Regions from separate parts of the Mus musculus genome. Here region 2 is linked to region 1. A link is a loop called in an ENCODE intact Hi-C map of the cell type or tissue named here. Cell type or tissue: left cerebral cortex. All regions are shown on one strand. Each heading gives the region's core, and the rest is flanking DNA. Links, peaks and the distances in the headings are about the cores only. Region 1 overlaps Sorbs1 (sorbin and SH3 domain containing 1). Region 2 overlaps Sorbs1 (sorbin and SH3 domain containing 1).

What was found. A loop is a pair of places that touch in the nucleus more often than their neighbours do. Peaks named below come from ENCODE experiments on the same cell type or tissue, not always from the same donor. Only the 100,000 strongest peaks of a DNase experiment are listed, where the experiment ranks them.
Region 2: it touches region 1 in a loop (2.4-fold over the local background); 1 of 42 quality-filtered maps calls a loop at or near these places.

Annotation. Positions count from the first base shown.
Region 1 is chr19:40,508,069-40,510,889 of GRCm38, reverse strand. All of the region lies in intron 1 of Sorbs1 (sorbin and SH3 domain containing 1), which reads left to right. Among named protein-coding and RNA genes, the nearest start is that of Sorbs1, 4.3 kb to the left of the region's middle. In left cerebral cortex, for the core only: a CTCF peak has its summit at 1,424; a DNase peak (open chromatin) is centred at 287; H3K4me3 peaks cover 101 bases; H3K27ac peaks cover 1,066 bases.
Region 2 is chr19:40,344,543-40,347,363 of GRCm38, reverse strand. The region is part of intron 16 of Sorbs1 (sorbin and SH3 domain containing 1); the gene reads left to right. Among named protein-coding and RNA genes, the nearest start is that of A930028N01Rik, 49 kb to the right of the region's middle. In left cerebral cortex, for the core only: a CTCF peak has its summit at 1,498 (motif pointing right); a DNase peak (open chromatin) is centred at 1,486; H3K27ac peaks cover 590 bases.

The DNA.
Region 1 (2,821 bases), core at 88-2,587:
AGGTCTATCTCGACTAGCAAGGTGCAGAGGGGGATAAGGATCTGGGTCTTGTGGTCCAGAGTAAGGCCCTCCCTTTTGTGAGAGGAGCCTAAGATGGGAAGGAGAAAGATGAGGAGGAAACAAGAGATGAAGGGGGAGACTGGAGACTCCATAGCTTCAGCCTTTGGAGCCAGGAGTAGAGCAGTCCTGTGTCCTTGGAATGAAGTAAGGATCGGAGCCCCTTAGATGAGTGTGTGTGTGTGTGTGTGTGTGAGATGAGTGTGCTCGTGTGTGCGCATGTGCATGCAAGTGTGTGTGTGAGTGTGGGTGATGTGGAGGTGTTAAGTGCCCTGATCCTGCCACAGATTTTCCTTGCTGACTCTGATTGTAGAATGAGGTTGAAGCTGCTTGTTCAGAGCCAAGCAAGACCTTTTGCCAGAGCCGGGAGAACTCAAACACTCAGGGGCATTAGGTGTGCTGAGGAGAGCTGACGTTGGGCCCAGTTCTGCTGCAATTCCAGGTTCATATTTGTGTATTTTTTTGTTTTGTTTTGTTTTTACATTTCCGATACAAACCTTAAAGTTTTCCATGGACTGAATGGTAGAATTTTCCCATCTAACCTTCCATCATACATTTTATGAGAGAGCATTTCATGTCTTGCCTTTCCAGAGGAGAGCTCCTGAATGGTGGCTCATCATCTTTGGGAGGTAGGGAGGCTCTGGCCTGTGACCTGCGTTAGTGCTAACCCTCACGTTTCAGTGAGCAATTAAAGGGTGGGGAGCAGTGGGTAACCAGAGCATTAACTATTCAAAGGCAAGGATAAAAGATGATAATTCTTTGACGTCTGTGGCCCAAGCCAACAGCCAACAGTGAGGAGCTTGCCTTCCTCGGGCCAGCTCCCAGGTACGAAGAAGTCTCTGTGGCTTCTTCAGGCCTCATGCTTCAGGCATGTTGTGAGGCCCTGTGGCCCTGTATCTTGTTACCTTCGAGGCTTTTTTTCCCCTGCCTATCTTTCCTGTGGCCGTTTGTTTTTTCCTCCCTTCCTCTTGTGTTCTTCTCCCTGCTCTCTTCCCTCATCCTCTTAGTAATATATCTTTGTAGTGTGTTTTAGTGTATTATTGCCTCATTAAAATTTCATGTTCTCTGTTCTTAATTTAAAAGCAGTTTATGTCTTTGACTATATATGTATTTTACACGCAAAACAAAAAGCAAACCCAATTAAACTGCTTTTTATTTCTGTGTGGCCTTCCATTGATTTTCCCCTCCCCCTTTTTGTCTGAGGTCAGTACTGACTCTTTCTAGAAAAAAATAAAACAACAAAAAAAACCCTTTTTTTCTAAAGTCTCTGTCATGTGGTTATTGTTTTAAAAACAAAACCAGCTATAACAGCAGAACACGTTTCCACCCTTATATTGTGAGCCACCAGGGACGCCCTGTCCCAAGAAGTGTATCCTGTTTCTTCCTTCAATGGAAGAAGCATTGTTAATGTGTTTCATAAGAAGGCTTAAACTGTCCAAGGGCTAGTGGTAGATATGGGTCTTGTCAGTGAGTCTGGTGGGAAGCAGGCAGGCTACTGCCATCCAGGGAGAATTTAGTGTGATGGTTGTGTTTCCTAGGCTAGACTAACCCAACTATCTGTAGCTGGACACACAACCCTTTAGAAAAGAGATACTTACCACTTTTCCAATGAATGTTGGGTTGAACTCAGGCCTATCCTGTGCCCACTTTAGGCAGAACCAGGGTTTCTCTGTGTAGTGCTTTTCTGACAGCAGGCTGATTCAAACGCTACCCTTCAGCCTTACTTACTGGCTTTCCCAGGTCCTCAGAGGCAGGCCCCTCCCACAGAAAGGTTGGGGCCTTTGCCTCTTTGCAGTGCCTCCTACTTTCAGACTCCCTCGAGGTGTCTTCCTTCCTCTGCTCACCTGTTTCTGTTAGTCTTGTTGACTTCCTTGTTTTCTTCTAGTCTTCTTCCACCATATTGGGAGTTCTGGAAAGAGAGAGGATTCTATACCTGTTACACACACACACACACACACACACACACACACACACACACACACACACACACACACACACACACACACACACACACACACACACACACACACACACACACACACACACACACACACACACACACACACACACACACACACACACACACACACACACACACACACACACACACACACACACACACACACCCACACACACACACACACACACACACACACACACCCACACACACACACACACACACACACACACACCCACACACACACACACACACACACACACACACACCCACACCCACACACCCACACACACACACACACACACACACACACACACACCCACACACACACACACACACACACACACACACACACACACACACACATACACACACACACACACACACACACACCCACACCCACACCCACACACCCACACACACACACCCACACACACACACACACACACACACACACACACACACACACACGGTTGTGGTGGGGGCGGGGAGAGAACTACCAGAACAATGAGAGACTTCTAAAGAAGGCAGTGTCCTCCTGGTAACCCATTCCCTTGAATCAGTCCTGAGGAGTTTCTATTGCTGCAGGAACAAAGCTCATAAACTCAGAGATGTTCAGGCCCCCGGGCTTGCTTCTGTTAGCTCCTTTTAGGAATCTGAGAAGGGTCTCATAGAGCTAAAGTCACGGTGTTGGCAGGCTGGTGCTTGTGGTGAGAAGAGCCTGATTGCTTATTGATGCCATTACTCAGAGACTGCCTGCATTCTCTACTCCAAGCTGCCTTCCTGTCTTCAAAGCCATCTCAGGGT
Region 2 (2,821 bases), core at 248-2,747, 160 kb after region 1:
CTTCGGGCAGTCATTTAATCTCCTTGAACCTCAAGGCTTCCGTTTGTGAGTAGAAATATTATCTGGCCCTCCAGCCTGGCGGAGGACCAGGTGATATGGCCAGGGGGAGTAATATGGGTATAAGAGCCATGAAGATTATAAAGCAAACACACCATAATCACATGATTTACTTAATTGAAATTTGAAGCTGACCAGCTTCAAATTCTCTGGCTCCTGTTCAAGCATCAACACTGTCTTTGAGGAGGTGACACTTGCCTGGCAAGCCACTTGCCCGTTCTGTGGATTTTATCAGGCTGGAAAAAGAGCAGCCCACAGCAGCAAAGACCAGACCCTGGCACTGTAGAGGTGTCATGGCTGTGGGAACAGAGAGCCCCCTTTGCTTCCAGCAGGGGTGTCCGTTCTTAGTCTGTTTCTTGATTGGTTGCTGCTCAGTTACACCTGGCAACCTAATGCAGGTATGAGCACTGTGGGTAATACCTTTTTATCTTTATGTCTGGGCAGCTCTCTCTCAGAACCGAGGCTTTGGATCTAAGTTATTTAACATGACCTTTTCTTTACTCAGCACTAGCCTTGGCAGTCAGCTATCCAGCAAACAGCATTCAAGACTGAAACAAGTTAATTCTTTTAAGGCTGTAAATATTGTAACTTTTTGGCAGCATCCCAAAAGAGTTGGTATGTTAGTACATTTAAAAAAAAAAAAAACAGCAAAAACAAAACCCCTAACCTATTCCCAGGGAACAGTTTATAAATAGTCTTTGTAAGAATAACAAATATGAAGTAGGTTTCATGAAAGGCCATCATCCTAGATTGTAGAATGAGCCAGTGTCGAAGCCGTCATTCCCAAACGGCTTGGGGGTTGTGGGCCTCTGCTTTTCACCGAATAAAGGCAGAAGCCAGGCTGGAGAGATGACCCAGCTGCTGAAGGACTTAAGTTCAATCCCCAGACAAAGAGTAAAAGGACACGCTTGGTGGCTTGTGCTTACAGTTCTAGCCCTGGAGCAGTAGAGCCAGGCAGGTCCTTAGGACTTGCTGGCCAGCCAGCCTAGTCCAATTGGCAAGCCCTGAGTGACTGAAAGACCCTGGAATCAGAAAACAAGGTAGCTGGCTCCTCAGGATCTCTCACTTAAAAGTTTTCCTCTGATATCTACATACATGCGCATAGATATGTAAATCCATGTACACACACCCAAGACACTATTCATGTCTGGATGGGCAGGCTTTTTCCTTCAGGATGGAAACTCTAGAGGAAGCTGCTCTTGATGCACATAAATTACCCTGTAGTTTCAAATCATATTTCAGTTTAAGTCTCTGACAAGTGTCCATATCCTCTACTTTTAACAGCAGGAATGGACAAATAGCAGACACTTCTGGGGAATTGGGAAGAAGGGCTGGGTAAAGTCACATGGACAGTTTGCTGCTTGCAGAGAGAGCTAAAAACTGTCTTAGTGGGTGGTGTCAGTACATCCCGGAAGGACTACTCTGAGGCGCAGTAGCGCTGAAGGCCTGTAGGTGGCGCTAGCAGCAAGCTGTTCTGTGTCATTTACCTTAGTGGCCATGAGGTAGCTAAGTTGCTTGTGTGATATCTTCAACCTCTGAAGAAACTGTGTACATTTTTGTATTTCGGGTTGTTATAAAAAAAAAAAAGAAAAGAAAAGAAAAAGAAAAAAACTCAACCTTTTATAATTTTCAGAGTTCTTAAGAACATATGAACTTATTAAGCAAACCTTGAACTCAGTGAACCTAAGTCCTTTTATTAGAAAACTTGATTTGAGGGGGCTGGTGAGATGGCTCAGTGGGTAAGAGCACCCGACTGTTCTTCCGAAGGTCCAGAGTTCAAATCCCAGCAACCACATGGTGGCTCACAACCATCCGTAACAAGATCTGACTCCCTCTTCTGGAGTGTCTGAAGACAGCTACAGTGTACTTACATATAATAAATAAATAAATCTTTAAAAAAAAAAAAAAAGAAAGAAAACTTGATTTGATTTCTAATCATCCATTTTTAGTGTTTTCCAAAAAGTAGGTGATATTTCTTAGATAAAATGCCAGAACTTTAACACACAGCTGATGAAATATCAAATTGCAGGATCAAATTATTAATCTCCATGACGAGCCTTAGCATAACCGCAGTGAGGGAATCTAACTTTGGAGCGTCACCCGGAAGTTTTCTCCCCGTTCTGTTCTCCGTCCTGTCCAGCTTTTCTGTCACTCGTTTTCCTCAGTCCTTTAACATTTATCTGTTAGAACGCAGAGTGTGTGCTGTCCGTGCTCATTCCCCACAATGCTTGTTTACAGTGGTTTTTTTTCCCCCTCCTGTCCTCTATTTTGACTTACATCATTTTCACTTTGCTGTGTATGACACATGGTATCTCACCTATTCATGTGCCATTAAAGATGCAGTATTAACCAGTTGGCTTTTATAAAGTGTCAGCATCTGCATTTATCTTGAAAAACCTTAGGGCAGCCTTGCAAATAAGTACTAAAACCATCCTGGCCCATAAAAACCGTTTGCTTCATTCTGACAGATGCTGAATGTTTGGTGTGCTCACAGTTTATGTGCTCACAGTTAATGTTTATTTCCCCCCCGCAAGAGGAAATAAGGACTTTGTTTTCTCTAATGCTGAAATGATTAAGAATACCGCTCTGCCCGTATTTAGCTTTGTGGTGCCGGGTCGCAGTGTGGTGCCGGGTCCTCTATATCCAGTCCATCTGCCTCTGCTGTTGGACCGAAATCAGATACCTCACTGCTGCCTGCCTCAGTTTCCCTGTTTTTTCTGGTGTCAGTAAAACTGGACAGTCCCTGCTGTCGAAGCAGGCGCTG